2 separate regions of the Homo sapiens genome follow, and region 1 is linked to region 2. Evidence: read pairs that join two places in POLR2A ChIA-PET (ENCODE). Cell type or tissue: CD4-positive, alpha-beta T cell. All regions are shown on one strand. Links, peaks and the distances in the headings refer to the core of each region. The heading gives the core; the rest is flanking DNA.

Region 1 (8,340 bases), core at 123-8,122, 110 kb before region 2:
AGGTTATACCACTTTACATTCCCACCAGCAATGAATGAGAGTTTCTTTTGCTCCACATCCTTGTTAGCATTTGGTGTTGTAGGTGTTCTGCATTTAGCCATTCTTGTGTGTAGTAGTGGTGTCAGGCTGCTGTTTTAATTTGTATTTCCCTGATGACATATGATAAGGAATATCTTTTAATTTGCTAATTTCCATCTGCATACCTTCTTTTGTGAGGTGTCTGTTAAGGTCTTTGGCCCATTTTTAATTGAGTTGTTTGTTTTCCTATTGTTGAGTTTTAAGTGTTCTTTGTATATTTTGGATAACGGTCTTTTATCAGATGTGTCTTTTGCAAATATTTTTCTCCCAGTCTGTAGTTTGTCTTTTCATTATATTAACATTGTCTTTCACAGAGCAGAAGTTTTTAATTTTAATGAAGCTAGAGTTTATCATTTTTTTGTGGATAGTGCCTTTGATGTTGTGTTAAAAAAGCTACCTTCATATCCAAAGTCATCTGGGTTTTCTCTTATGTTATGTTCTAGGAGTTTGGTAGTTTTACATTTCACACTTAGGTCTATGGTCTATTTTGAGTTAATTTTTGTGAAGGGTATAAGGTTTATATCTAGACTTATTTTTTTGCAAGAGGAAGTCCAGTTGTTACAGCACTATTTGTTGAAAAGGCTATATTTGTTCCATCTTATTGCCTTTGTTCCTTTGTCAAAGATAAGTTGACTATATTTATATGGATTTATTTCTGGACTGTCTATTGTGTTTCATTATTTTTCTATTCTTTTGCCAATATCACACTGTCTTGATTACTGTAACTTTATATGATGCCTTGAATTGGGGAATGGTCCTTTAGCTTTGTTTTTCAATATTGTCTTGGCTATTGTGGGTCTTTTGCCTCTCCATATAAACTTTAAAATCCCACAAATAATTTGCTGGAATTTTGATTGGGATTGTATTGAATCCATAGATCAAGTTGGGAAGAACTGACATTTTAACAATATTGAGTCTTCCTATTCATGAACATTAAAAATCTCTGCATTTACTTCTTTGATTTCATTCATCAGAGTTTTGTAGTTTTGTTTATATAGATATTCTACATATGTTGTTGGGCTTATACCTAAGGATTTAATTTCAAGGTTACTAATATAAATGGTAAATTGTATTATGGGTTTTTTTGTTTGTTTGTTTTTGTTTTTTTTTGAGACAGAATCTCGCTCTGTAGCCCAGACTGGGGTGCAGTGGCACAATCATGGCTCACTGCAGCCTTGACCTCCTGGGCTCAAGCAATCCTTCCATTTCAGCCTCCTGAGTAGCCGGGACCACAGGCATGCACCACCATGCCTGGCTAATTTTTGTGTTTTTTGTAGAAGTGGAGTGTCCCACATTGCCCAGGCTGGTCTTGAACTCCTGATCTCAAGCGATCTGCCTCCCTTGGCCTCCCAAAGTGCTGGAATTACAGGCCTGAGCCAACACACCCCGCCATGTTTTTCATTTCAAATCTCACTTGTTCATTGCTGGTAGATAAGAAAGCAATTGACTTCTGCATAATAACCTTGTATCCTGCAACCTAGTTATAACTTCATATTAGATTCAGGAGGTTTTTTGTTGCTGTTTATTCTTTTGGATTTTCTACATAAATGATCATGTCATCTGTAAACAGTTTCATTTTTTCCTTCCCAATTTGTATATACTTTTTATTTCCTTTTTGTGACTTATTGCATTAGCTAAGATTTCCAGTACCACACTGAAAACAAGTGTAAGAAGGGACATCTTGTTCCTGATTTTAGGGAGAAAGCTTTGAGTTTCTCATCATTAATTAGGATGTGAGTTTTAGGGTTTTATTGTGGCTGTTCTGTGTCAAGTTGAGGTTCCCTTCTACTTCTGGTTTAGTGAATTTTTATTATGAATGGGTGTTGGATTTTGTCAAATGCTTTTTCTGCATCTGTTGATAATCATGTGATTTTTCTATTTTAAGCAATTGATATAATGGATTACCTTAGCTGATTTTTGAATATGGAACCACCCTCGCATACCTGGGATAAGTCCCACTTGGTCATGACATATAACAATTATATGAGCAGAATGCTCACACATTGTTGGATTCAATTTGCTAATATTTTGTTGAAGATTATTGCACCATGTTCATGAGAGATACTGGTTTGTAGCTTTCTTTTCTTGTAATGTCTTTATCTGGTTTCAATATTAGGACAATGCTAGCCTCATAGAATAAGTTAAGAGGGGTTCTTTCTACTTCTATTTTCTGAAAGGAATTGTAGAGAATTGGAATGGTTCCTTTGTTAAATGTTTGTTCTAATTCACCAGTGAACCAATCTGGGTCTGTGTCTTCTGCTTTGAAAGGTTATTAATTATTAAATTTCTTTAACAGAGATAGGGCTACTTACATTGTCTATGTATTATTGTGTGAGTTTTGACAGATCATGTCTTTTAAGAAGTTTGTCTGTTTCTTCTAGGTTATCAAATTTGTGGTCATACAGTTGCTCATACTAACCTTTGTTATCCTTTTAATGTCAATGCTCTCTACAGTCTCCTCTTTCATTTCTGATATTAGTAATTTGTGTCTTCTCTGCCTTTTTCTTCATTAGCCTGGCTAAAGGTTTATTGATTTTCATGTCTTTGCAAATAACCACTTTTGGTTTAAGTGATTTTCTCTATTGATTTCTTGTTTTCAATTTCATTGATTTCCACTCTGATTTTTATTACCTTGTTTATTCCGCTCACTTTGGGTTTAATTTTCTCTTCTTTCTCTAGTTTCCTAAGGTAAAAGTGTAGATTACTGATTTTAGATTATTTCTTCTTTTCCAATATATGCATTAAATGCTATCATTTTCCCTCTAAGCACTATTTTTGCTATAGCACACAAATTTTAATAAGATGAATTTTCATTTTCACTTAGTTTAAAATATTTTAAAATTTCTCTTGAGAGTTCTTCTTTGACTCATATGTTATTTAGAATTGTGTTATTTAATTTCCACATATTTTGGGATTTTCCAGTTATATTTCTGTTATGGATTTCTAGTTGAATTTCACTTGTGGTCTGAGAGCAGACACTGTATGATTTCTATTAAGTTTGTTAAGGTGTGTATTATGGCCCAGAATGTGATCTATTTTGGTGACAATTCCATGTGAGTTTGAGAACAACGTGTACGCAGTTATGGTTAGCTGTAGTAGCCTAAAGATGTCAATTATGCTGCTGTTTCTTAAACTTCCAAGTTCCATTCTGTTCTTGGATGTATATATTTTGCTATGGGAGCCTGTCATAGATGTCACAGCAGCGGGCAAAGTGTGAAACAGGGGGCCTAAACAAATATTTTAAAAGATATGCTTATTTCCACTCAAACTCTTGAGGAATGAATGAATGGAAACAAAAATATCTTGATAGATATTAACACCCAGCACTTATTTATTTACCAGACACTATAAACATACCATCTCAATTTTATCTTCAAAAAAATGCTCATGAAGTACCTACTATTGAGGAAAGGGAGGCTCAGGAATATTAGGGAATTTGTTCATAGCTAAAAACAGGATTTGCTCATAATCTTTCCATTGGGCTACACTGTAACTTTTGGCAGATTTTATTGCAATCAGCAGAAGCTGTTGAGTGATATAATGAACACTATCAGTGTCCTGCCATATCCTATTGCCCTTCCCATTTGGTGTATGCTGCCCACCTTCTAACTGCTAGCTCTGGCAAATTCTTTGCCTGAAGACTTTCCCTGGCTAATTGGAACCCATTCTGCTTCTGCAGCAGTACAAAAGTATCCACACATGAGTGCTCTACGTCCACCCAACCAGTTGTCAACCATTGACTGAGAGGAGCTGGTACAGAAATATCCTAGCTGCTTCATTCTTTAGGTAGGATAACTCTAAGATGTGTGTTCTACACTGGCTCCAAGTGAGTTCTCTAGCAAGAATATGCTTCAGTTATCCACAATGGTAAGTAACTTGCTTGATAACAAACATTTTATTGGCTGCTTCCTTCCCTTTCTCAACTCCTCACCTTCCTATCAGTGTTTGCTAGCATTGCCGTTCAAATAAACCACTTGTATTGGATCCTTGTCTCAGAACCCACAGGAACTCAAACTAAGACAGTTGTGCTTATACCTTGCTACTAATAAGTAAAAAATTGGGGCCAGGTGCAGTGGCTTATGCCTGTAATCCCAGCATTTTGGGAGGCTGAGGTGGGTGGATAGCTTGAGCCCAGGAGTTTGAGACCAGCCTGGACAAAATGGTGATACTTCATTTCTACAAAAAACGCAAAATTAGCTGGGCATGTGGTGTGCGCCTGGAATTCCAGATACTCAGGAGGCTGAGGTGGGAGGATTGCTTGAGCCTGTAGGGCAGAGGTTGCAGTGAGCTGAGATTGTGCCACTGCACTCCAGCCTGGGTGACAGAATGACTTCCTGTCTCAATTTAAAAAAAATGAGGCTGAGTTAAGTATGATGGTTTGATTGAAAAATGGCTCCAATTTTGTACCCCTCTCTATATCCAAACCCTTTATAATGTGAGTTTGCAGCTCCTCCCACCAAGAGACAGAGTATATTTTTCCATTCCTTATATCTATATTGGCTTTGAAATTTGCTTTGGCCAACATAATGAGGTGGAAGTGACAATCTGCCAGTTTTAAGCCTAGGCGTCATGAAGTTTGGTGAGCTTCTGAACATGCTTGCTCTCTCACTCTTGCTCTTGCTTTCACTCTCTCAGAGGTCTTCCACCTGCATAAAAACAAGTCTAGGCTAGTTTCCTGGAGGCTAAAAGCACATATGGAACCAAACCCTTCAGAGGCTCTAGCCATCTGACACCAGCCAGCCCTTAGCTGACTCACCAGCTGACCACAGATACATGAATAAATCCAGCTATTCTCAGCCAAGTACAGCCCAGATCAGCAAAACAACCTAGAAAAATGAGAGACTTTGGGCAAAAATAAATGCTTATCCTGTAACCCACCGCTCTTTTCTATGCAGCACTTTTGTGGCAATAGATAACTGATGCAGGTACCGTGAGCTCTGTCGATTTCTGTTCTTTCCACTTCCTTCCTTTTGCCATAGCCTCTGCATACTCTCTGCTAGTGTTTGTAAATATATTAATATTTTCTTCTGATCACTGATTAAGCTGAAACTGCTAAGCAATGTGTAGTAGCCTCTGCCGTTAATTTTACTGCAATCTAAAGTTTCAGAAAATCTTTTTAGACCTTTCCTTCAGTTACTCTGCATATTGCATGTTGAGTAGCTAGTGTATTTTTATTAGAAATGATTATACTATAAGGAATTGTCTAAAGAGAGAGTAGAGGGCTTGAGGGAACACAGGGACCTCAGAGAACATAATGGGAAAGGACAATTCTCTCCAGAAAAAAACATTTTAAAACAGCAAAGAGAAGATGAGAGACAAGACCATGGCTCCATTTCTTCATTCTGCAAATTGTTCAGCTTCTACTTTGTTCAATGCTGAAGATTCTAGGGCGTATAAAAAGATGGTCCCTGCCTTTGAAGAACTAAGATTCTAGTAGAGGATTGTGCCCAGAACAAAAAAAAAATTAAGTAATTCTCTATGTTCTGGAAGTTTGAGAGAACATTTAGTAAATGCATGTTTCTTATTTGGGGATGATGTTAGACAATGAGAAAGTTCTTATGTGGCCTGAGGCTTCCTGGAGGGCAATGCGAAGAAGATCAAAAGCGCAAGGACTGGCAGGGTAAGGTCAGTACTAGTGGGAGGGAGGACTTGACAGAGAAGGAGCCGAGAGGGAATTCACAACCACCACCATGCTTCAGTGCATGCAGTGGAGTCCTGAGAATCTGGGAGGCTGGAGATGGCGAGGTGCATCCGGAGGGCTCCCATGCCTGCTCAGGAAGAGAAATAAAGCTTCTGTGGTTGCTGAGGGAAGTAGGTTTTATAGTCGCCCAGTAGTTCACAGATTTACAGAGAGTCTACATACTTAATGGCAATGAATGTGTCATTTGGTATTTGTGTTCATTAAACTTTTTAATAAAACTTTGGGTTAAGAGTGCTTATCTCATATTTCAGACATTCCCAGGAGTGCTTATAAAGTGGCTCGAAGTAGGAAAAATATGCCATTTGGCAATATTCCATGAAACTAATTACCATGAAGAAGTCATGGAAATTTGCACAGAAAGGCTTGCTGCAAAAATTTGAATCAATTCAGAAGATAATTTACCGAGTGTTGCCAGATTCTCATTATATCCCGTCCCTCACCTCCCGCATAGAAGCTTGAAAAGGTTCTGTCACTTTGCCTCCCTGAATTTCAACCATCTGAATTAGTCCCTTACAGTCTGACTTTTTAGGACCTCATGGAGGTCTGTATACTAACACTATGATAGAGCACGGTGTGTTTTTCTTTGCTTTTTAGAACAGACTCATTGACATGAAATACATCATCAAAGTTCCCAGTTTAGATCAAGTTCTCCGTGGTCATCTTCTGAGACACAGAAAATGGTATCATGTCAGCCACTTGAATGCCAGCTCCTTGAGGGCAATGATTTTACCAGTTCAGTTCAGCTCAATTGTATTCCCAGTGCCCGACGTATTTGTTCAATAAGTGGATAAAAGGATTAAATACCATCTCATGCCCAAGAATAACAAAGCCAGTTAAAAACAAAAACAAGAACAAAAGTGAGCACTTCTTCTCTAGGGAAATGAAAAAATAAAGCATTTCTCAATAATATATGAATTAGGGGTGTCTATATAGGAATTATTTCTATGTGGCCCAGGGTATAAAGGGGCCTTAGAATAGGCCAGGGCAAATGTCTTAGGTCTCATAATTTGAAAGTCTCTGGGCAGCTCTCTATAACTCTCGTCTCAATCATATTCTGACTATCTGCCCCTATTCAAAAGAACCATATGTGGCCCATGATGGTAGAGAGAGAGATGGCCCCCTTTCTCTGGTAGGTCTGAGCCAAGGGGATTTTGAATAACAGAAGACTGGTAGGTAGTGTTTTGAGAAAGAAAGTACTGGTCACAAAAAAAGATGATGAGGCCGGGCGCAGGGGCTCATGCCTGTAATCTCAGCACTTTGAGAGACCTAGGCCAGCGGATCACTTGAGGTCAGGAGTTTGAGACCAGTCTGGACAACATGGTGAAACTCCATCTCTACTAAAAATACAAAAATTAGCTGGGCATGGTGGTGGGTGCCTGTAATCCCAGCTTTTCAGGAGGGTGAGGTGCGAGAATTGCTTCAACCTAGGAGGTGGAGGTTACAGTGCAGTGGATGGTGCCACTGTACTCCAGCCTGGGCGACAGAGGAAGACTCCATCTCAAAAAAAACCAGGATGGGTCCCTCCCAGCTTTCTCTGTTTTGTGGTCTTCTGTCTTGATTCTTTGGTTTTATAAAATACCTTTTCTTAAAATAATGACATTATTTTTATTGTTCTTCAGATTTAATTTGGTTCTAGGTGTCTGTGAAAGATTTGTGACTTGCTGCTTTGCAAGTCACACCTGGTAAAGCATTCAGTGAGGTCCTCCCCCATACCGTCTGTGACTCCAGTCTTCACCATCATCAGCCCTGCATTGGCATGCAGAGGAAAATCATTCTGGGTAAATGATTTCTGTCGCTGAAATCTTATGAACACAATTTTCTCAGTTTCTTCTATGGAAGACAAAGATGTAGCTCTGGTATTTGATAAACATCAAAAGCATTTGGCTTAATCTTGACTTTGTCACCATGGGCTTTCTTTGAAACCAATAAGAAATGCTTTAATTGAAAACCAAGGGATGGACTGGGGCTTTTGGGCAGTACTCTGGGACTACTCATGCTTTGCTGGCATAAGGAACAGAACTAGTGTTTGTCAGTAAATGTGACCCGTTGTCTGGGGTTATCAGTCCTAGATGAGAGTCTCAGAGTTGGAAAGGACCCTAATAGTTTCAGGGTCTAACCATTCATTTTGTGCTTGTGAAATGGGCAAAGTTCCCTTGTGCCTCTCGCAGGGTGTGCTATGGTGGTATGGCTCGCTTCTTCAGTGCCCCGCTGCTCAAAACCCCTAGTGGGAGCAGGCAGACAGGCAGGTCATGGGGAGCATGGGCTCTGACCCCACAGCAGCATCTAAGGGTGAATGTTTACAGCTCCTGAAGCCCCTGTGGGCATGTTACAGTGTGCTCTTTTAGTTTTGCCATCTGTAGGTGGCTTGTGTTAATCAGCTCAGGTAGAACCTTTGCCTTATCGCAAAGACAGAGGGCTTTCTCTATCCTGGGGTTCTTGTCTTGGTGTACTGGAAAAACTGGATCACACGTGGGCTTGGAGAAGGAGTGCACGGTTTTACTGAATGATGGAAGTAGCTCTCAGCAGATGGATGGGGAGCCAGAAGGGGTATGGAGTGGGAA
Region 2 (8,340 bases), core at 110-8,109:
GTGGTTCATGATGCTTTTGGTGAGGCTATTGGTTTTGGTGAATTGCCTCTTTCTGCTTACATCACCCAGCTCAGCCCCCATTTCTCCTGTCTGGATGTCAAAATCCTAATTGAACATGGGTAACTCTCCTTAGTTTTGTCATCTGTGAAATGGGAATGAAAGTATCTTATAATAAAGATGATTTAAAAAACCCTTGTTTTGCCTCAGGTAGGTTGAGTTGGTTCCGCAACTTAAAAGGAGCCTAATTAATAAATAAATTATAATGTATTCTTATTGTGGAATATAATATAACCAAAAATGTCTTAATTGATAAGCATGGGGGAAATGTTTCATTGTAACTGTTAAGTAAAAAGAGCAAAAGTTTTGAATGAAATAATCCATGTAAAATGATGAGAATAGGGCATCACACGGGCAGCACTTAAAACATGTAAGTCTTTACCACTGTTACTTCTCCTTTGTGCCCAGATCAATACCATCTCCCTTATGAAGCCCTATGTCCCAGCCAGAGGTAATCTCTCCTTACAACTCTATCTAGTCACTCTGCCTTTGCCATTTCTCACTGTAGACTTGGGATCATACTAATTCATGTCATGTTCTATCTCACCTTGTAATAAATATCCGTCCTTCTTGTTCTGCTTCAGTTAGGTTGAGTTGGCTCTGCAACTTAAAAGAGAGCCTATCTAATTAATAAATTATGGTCTATTCATATGATGGAATACAATATAACCAAAAATGTCTTAAGTCATGGGGAAAATGTTAATTATGCTTTGGTGAGAAAAGTTGCATAGAAAACTGTTAATATAATACATTCGCAAGCAATAAAACAGAACCAAAAAATTACACATGTATACATTAACATGCATAGAAAAAACACTGCTGAAAAATATGCCCAATAATAATAGTAATATTTGGGCATAAGATTATAGTTGATGTTTGCATTGCCTATCTTCATATTTTCTGGAATTTTTCTATTTCTACTCATCAGGAAAACAAAAAGTAATATGCTTTTATTAAGAAGGCAAATTGTGTCTGGGTGTGATGGTTTATGCCTGTAATCCCAGCACTTTGAGAGTCTGAGGCAGGAGGATTGCTTGATCTCAGGAGTTCAAGACCAGTCTGTGCAACATAATGAGACCTTATCTCTACAAATAATTTAAAAATCATCCAGGTGTGGTGGCATGTGCCTGTTGTCCCAGTTACTCTGGAGGCCAAGGCAGAAAGATTGCCTGAGCCTGTGAGGTCAAGGCTGCAGTAAGCCATGAGTACACCACTGCACTCCAGCCTGGGTGACAGAGTGAGACCCTGTCTCAAAAAAAAAAAAAAAAAAAAAAAAAAAGGCAAATTGTTAAATGAGGACAAATAAAAAAGCAAGGTGTTAGGGAGAATTTCATGAGTTTCCAACTTTATCTGTTCATCCAACTAACATTTTTAGAACAACTACTATAAGAATGAGGATGTGATAAATACTATCAGAGAAAATAGACTTAAGATAGATCCTGACCTCAAAAAACTTAATATTTAGTTGAGGAGATGATACAGACAGATGGGAGTAATAATGCAGAAAAAGCAGTAGAGGAAGAGAAAAGATGAGCGACCTGAACAGCAAAGGCTGCCTGTGCTCCTCCTGATGTGTCCACCATGCTGGCGAATGGGCTTCACAAAGAGGCCATCTCAAGGACTCTTTGATGGAAGAACGGGCTCTGTGGCAATTAAATTATTATACAATCAAGGAAGTCAGGAATGAAACAATTAAATTAAATCCACACATCTAACATTTTACTTTAAATCACTGATGTCAAATCATTTCCATGCTTTTTCCCCAGTTTTGCTAGTAAGTAGCGAAATAGTTTGAGTGAAAATTCCATCAACTTTCGGTTGACCTGTAGAGAAATGACAAAAAAGCAAACAGCTGAAAGAAAAAGAGAAGCAGGACAAAATATTCTCAACCAGACTTTCCCCCAGAGACTACTAGAGCTATAAAATTTGATTTTTTCTTTTAAAATTATGTTTTAATTTTACTTAAAAACCAGTGTGATAGTAAAATTTGATTTTTTTAATGCTAAAATATTCTCAATTCTAGGTAAATTTTATGGAAATTAAGCTCTTCCTGCATTGTTTCTGAATAGTAAATGTATCTGATTTTCTCAAAGCTAATATAAGTAATTTAATCCTCCCCTTGTTCTAGTTGAAAATGTCAATAATCTTTGCAAAGAATCTTAGTGGAATTTATTGTCAATATATCCAAACTTTATCATATAGAAATAAAAAAAAACACAACAGTTTTACTTTGATGGAAATTTTATCTGGGTTCAAAGTTACTAGATTTTCCCTTCTACTTGCTAATGGAAAAATTGACAATCTCGAACTATGGCAAATCCAAATAGTTGGCTATTCCTTTGTGACACATGAAGGAAGGGTTCTAAGAAAGAGGAATGGTATTCTAATCGTCCTTTAAAAAGAAGAAATTGTGGGTATCAGTGGTGTCTGAGGTAGTCACACAGAAGCAGACAAAAATGCAGGTTGTTTAGAAGACTTACCTAACACAACCTACTACATCAACTTAATCAAAGGTAACATTTAGGCTAGAAATTCACTTTCAAGAAAATCAGAGGCTTCTTTAGTCAAGGCCAGAACATTCTGATACTTCCCACTAACTTACAAAACAGTGATTCAGGCTTTCAAACACTTGGAGAAGGCCCTCCACATCAAAAAGTTTACTAAGGACCGTGCATGGTGGCTCATGCCTGTAATCCCAGCACTTTGGGAGGCCGAGGCAGGTGGGTCACTTGAAGTCAGAAGTTCGAGACCACCCTGGCCAATATGGTGAAACTCTGTCTCTACTAAAAATACAAAAATTAGCCGGGCATGGTGGTGTGCGCCTTTTAGCCCCAGCTACTTGGGAAGCTGAGGCATGAGAATCGCTTGAACTCGGGAGATGGAAGTTGCAGTGAGCCGAGATCACACCACTGCACTCCAGCCTGGGTGACAGAATGAGACTCTGTCACAAAAAAAAAAAAAAAGAAAATGTTTACTAAGGAAATACGTATTTCTGCATTCTGAAGAAAACCCAATGATTAAATGAAGTTACTGATGCCACCACTAGCAACAGTTTTCAAAATCAGGCTCTTAGGTGTGATATTTGGAAATAAGTAATGTCTTGATTACTTCTCTTCTTCCTATATAGTCAGGGGTCAACAATTACATTTCAGAGCTGAATTCATCCCAGCTCACAGTGCCAGATGGGCCTCCAAACAGATTCAGTCAGTGGAGACCAAGACCAGGAGCAGCTGAATCTTGGCTGCAGTTCAAGATGAATCTAGCCCACTTTGCCTCCCCCACTCCCTGGGGCTTCTCCAGACTTCTGTTTCAAAGACAAGGCTAGAGACTGCCTAGCACTCAGCCAGAAGCTTGGGCAGATGCTGGAGGCGCCTCAGCCCAAGAAAACGTAGATTTACCTGGCTTAATCTTATCACCCTTTGACTTACAGAATTGAAACTAGAGCCTCCAAGGCAATTTTCCGAAAACATTTTTTCAAGTCATTAAAAATATGCATAATATTATCAGTTACCATTTATAGCAGCTGTATTTCTAGTAACTGGCATTGTTGTTACTTTAGGCAAGCCAGAAATTAAGCATGCCAGGAACTGACATGGTGTGTTATGTCACCAAAACAAAGAGCTCACACTGATAAAAGGCAGGTTGGCTTCTTTGTGGGTTTTCCCCTTCCTTCTACAAAGTGTAGCTGTTGTCTTCTTTCCCGCTCTCGATATGGGGTGAAGTGTTGAGCAACATAAGAAGCTGGAGTCTCTTTCAAAGACATCTGTACTCTAAAGGTAGCAGGTTTATCAAATGGCCACAATTTGAGCAGGTACAAAAACTCTATTTCCTTTGCCTTAGATCTAATAATCTAGTGATGTTTTTAAACAGCTGATATTCCTGGGAATCTGGCATATTCATCTTGTAGGGAGGAAAAGATATGATTTTTTCTTGTCATTAAAGCCCTGGGTGGCCAGGGCTGCTTGCAGGGGGAGGCAGTAGAGACTTACTCAAGTAGCAATGAACAAAGAGAAATAGATATTAGGAGGAAACATGACAGAGTAGGGAGGATGGTTATAAAGCTCTGGAAGACAAGGTTGCGGGAAGCCTCTCCCTCCAGTTCTCCCACCTACCAATTTCTCCCTCACGGCATCTGTTTCTTTTCCAGGCTCAGTTAGCCCCATCACTGACAACATAAGGAAAGGGCATTCTCTGCTGGGGCCATTTTCATTGTTTTTTTTTTAAATCTTCTCAAAAACAAACACACATTACTGCTTTTTCAAAAGAGAAGCTAGTATTATTTGTGGGTTTCCATTTTCATGTGTATGATTAGTTTATACTGATTTCTGTTCTGGCTGGGTCGATGTCCACATGCTGCCTGAAGTATAAAGGCGTGTGCACATATATTAGACACAAACTACTACCATGGTGGTAAAGACTGCTATGCATTTAGTCCCCAAGTCTCTTTCTTTCTGCACACCCAGCTAGGAACACTGTGGAAGAAAACTACTTGTTGACCAGGAACACTCACTGTAAACACTTACATGAGCAAGCAATTAGCTCCTGCTATATTTAAACCATAATACACTTTTGGTTCTATTTGTGACAGCAGTTTAGCCTAACTTAACAATACCCCCACAGTCACATTTGACATGAAAACACACACACACACATCATACAAGCATAGTTATCTTCAAAGGTCAAGTTCTTTTGAAAGCTGGAAAAACCTTTAGTGCGCTAAGAATATGTTACATCTGAAGAGTATTTTCCAATTCTCAAAGCATTTTCATGTATATTCTCTCATATAATCTAACAATTTTGTAAGGCAGGTGTTTCAGTCTACAGGTGAAACAATTTGGCTCAAATAGGAAAGCGGCTCTCCCAAAGTCACATAGCCAGCAAATGGAAGAGTTTTAAGGAGGGCATAGACCCAGATCCATTTCTCTGGGAAGGTCTTTCCTCCTGTGCATTGATGAACATTGACACAGCTTATTAAAGCTCGGCTCAAGCTTCACCTGCTGCAGACTTTCCTGGCCACTTCCACTCCAGTTAGAGCTAACTGTCTGTTCTTTTGTGACCCACTTAGCCTTGTACATACATCCAGTAAGATACTCACCACATGTTATTATACTTATTTATTTACATGGGCTCTAAGGGTACTGAATGAGGAAGAAGACCTTATTGCTTCTTAAACCTGCATGATTTCAAATCCATAGTCAACATGCTGCAATGGTAATTTACATGGCTCCAAACGTATGGGAATAATTTGAAAGGATGCTTACAATATTGCAAAAGCACAGTGTTTCCTTTGATAGAATTTGAGCATAGTTAACAATCCAAAAAATTTTTTAGAAGTTACATATGAATCACTAGACCTTCTTAATATTAAAAGGTACCTGAAATACAGATTATTCCTGTTTAGGCCAGAATTGTTTTAATCTGGCTAGACTAAATCAGTTTCGATAATGTGAATGGTGTTACATAGTCCTAAGTAATTCCAAAATGTAACTCTATAAGTCAGCATTAATACAAATACATTCATAAACACATATATCCACATATTAATGAGGAGAAAGATACTGTCTCGCTTCTCTTCATTTTTTTTTTCATTTCACACTTGTAATACATTTATCTCTGTTAAATAAACCAAGTGAAGGTAACTGAAATTGAGTACATCACATGGCCTAACTGCACAGGCTAGGAGCAATGATATTAACCCTGTGTATACTCAATTATAGGTAAGGCATTTTGGGGTAAAGACTCATTACATTTCCACGAGTTGTGCAAGCAGTCAGGTTTAAATCTTGTAGAATCCTGCCAGCAAAAATATTAGAAGTGACTCTCACCTTTTTCTATGCGAGATCTGAGACTTTGAAGTCATGCTCCTTGCTGCATGCAGGCAAAGAAACATGAAGGAAACATATTTGTCTGCTGGAACTACATGGGAAATTCGAAAACACCCACCATTTGTCATTCCCAGGAATAAAACTGGGAAGGGTGAACAGAACTCTCGCCAATGTTAGTTTTCTAGAACATGCCTTGGGCATAGTTAGTGAGAAAGAAAGAGGGAGAAAAAATCAATTGGTGAGCTTTCCTGGCTGAAAGACAAGATTCAAATAAGCTCTTTAGCCCTTAGTTTCAGCATTCCCAAACATCATAAAGATTTCAGCTCTTGTAAAAGGGGAGCCAGTTGTTTACAATAGTCTATTCTGGAGGGATTGGGTGTGTCTCGTGAGGCAAATATTTGCCCATAGGAGGTAATAAAATTGTATTAAGCTCTTCTCCACTACTGTACACGGTCATCAATGTGATTAGCTCACTCAAGTCTATTTTAAGATCCTGTCAGGCACAAACATTAACACAAACCTGGCATTTCTCCTTACGAATATATAATTGACCTTTCAAGTCTGTAATCTCATTTATCAAAGCGGATGGCAAGGATTTATGCAGAATAGTTTGCACACCTCTTTGATTTCAGCCCCCTGAGAACCCAAACATGCATCCCACCCAATCCTGTTTTATTTTCGCCATATCCTGTGTTGTTGAATGGGCCTCTTGTAAAAATGCATTGTGCACACTGCCCCCCACCCCGTGTTTTTCTGAAGTTCTAAACAAATCTTACATCAGTTGTGTAAAATGTGCAGTTCTCTTACATTCCTCAGGCAGACTTTAAAGGTCAAAGTTCTAAAGAGTTGGGGAAATCTTTTTGCAAGGACAAGAATCCACATGGCTGAAAACAAGAAAGTGGTTTAGTGGACAGTAAAGCAAGCTGCGGGGGCAAAATCACACTCCAGAAAATGATGGTTAGAGGGGAGGGTAGAAGTGTGCATATCTGGAGCTTTCTCAAACTATCACCCTCTGCTTGTTATACCCTTTAACTCAACCTTCTGGAAAAATCCACTGACCAACAGCACTGCTTCTTCATTACAGCAACAGCGAAATGGAGTGAGATACTGTTAGATTCTCAGCAAGCCAAAAGGACAGTGGAAGAGCTGGTAAAGAAAACAAGGTTAAGGCCTCGTTGCCCCCATCAGAGCTAAAGCCAACCATTAAAACTCCCTTTAGCATTTCCATTTCTGTGCCTTCACTATTGAGCTCAGCCCTGTCTCATCTCATAGTACCCTCAAGCACCATCATTTGAAATAATTTTATTTCCATAAACATGTATAAAACAATGTTTCTCATAAACATCTATGCGTTATAAGGATTTAACTCTAAATTCCCTTTCAAGTCAGTTCAGGTGCCAGCAAGGATCCAAACTACTCTTTGTTTCTGGCTGAATGATGTACACAATCCCAAGAAAGACACCAAAGAAGCACTCAGCTCTGTTGCTATAAAACTAATAAATAGTGCAATCAACACAGGACACATTCCAGAGAAAGCCTGTGCTCAGTGGCTGGGTACATGACTCAAAGCAGCAGCCTCCCACTATCAAGAGTGGTCGAAAGATTGGGTTGTGAGGATAGGGGAAGGATTACATGTCATAAGAAAAAGGAAATTATGTTGATAATGATTTCTGGAGTCACTGCCAGCAACTTCAGCCAACTTGCCTGCAGGTTATCAAAATGTGCCAAATGTAGGTCCAGCCCTGTCAAGATTCAAAACATTCTTCACTCAGATCAAAGGAAGACCCTCAGAATAATTTTTTTTACTCAATACAAATATTGTCCCCAAAATCAGAGATCTCTAGACTGTCAGACTTAACGTATAGTAGAACAATTTCCCAAGTTACTGTTTTAGTACGAACGTATGGGAATAATTTGAAAAGATGCTTACAATATTGCAAAAACAGTGAGTCCTTAATATCACCATTCAATCATTGTTCAATCATTCACTTAATGCATTTCTTGGGCACTTAATGTGCAAAGTATTTTGCTATTTCTGTGCAGAATCCAAAGTTGGGAGGCAGGATAGCATCACGTTTAGAAATACACACTCTGGTGGCATTCCAAACTTTGGCGGGTCACTTACTAGAGGTGTTATTTAACATCTCTAAGTCACATCTACTTCCTATGGCCCTCATAAAGGTCAAATGAGATAATGAATGTAAAACACTTGGCAGAGCTCCGGGCACATAGAAGTGCCCAGTACATGTTAGTAGGTATTCAAAGTCATAATTTCTAGAATCAAGGCAACATTTCCGAGAATAAAAAAAATCATGGATGTTTGACAGGATATTTGTCCAGCTCCTTAACACATCACTTTCCCTCTTCACACACACATACACAATACTCATGGAGCTCTCAGATTTTCTTTCTGCAGGTAAGTATTTGCTGTTAGGTTTATTTATGCATTGTACTTAGA

The links. ChIA-PET counts read pairs that join two places held together with the same protein. Peaks named below come from ENCODE experiments on the same cell type or tissue, not always from the same donor. Only the 100,000 strongest peaks of a DNase experiment are listed, where the experiment ranks them.
Region 1: POLR2A ChIA-PET joins it to region 2 with 15 read pairs; 3 of 35 experiments call an interaction of 5 or more read pairs at or near these places.

What each region holds. Positions count from the first base shown.
Region 1 is chr4:108,463,770-108,472,109 of GRCh38, reverse strand. No RefSeq gene overlaps it. Among named protein-coding and RNA genes, the nearest start is that of RPL34-DT, 150 kb to the left of the region's middle. RefSeq lists an enhancer at 4,626-4,805. In CD4-positive, alpha-beta T cell, for the core only: no CTCF peak of the experiment used is centred there; no DNase peak of the experiment used is centred there; H3K4me3 peaks cover 480 bases; H3K27ac peaks cover 404 bases.
Region 2 is chr4:108,351,093-108,359,432 of GRCh38, reverse strand. No RefSeq gene overlaps it. Among named protein-coding and RNA genes, the nearest start is that of LEF1, 190 kb to the right of the region's middle. In CD4-positive, alpha-beta T cell, for the core only: no CTCF peak of the experiment used is centred there; a DNase peak (open chromatin) is centred at 3,712; H3K27ac peaks cover 1,988 bases.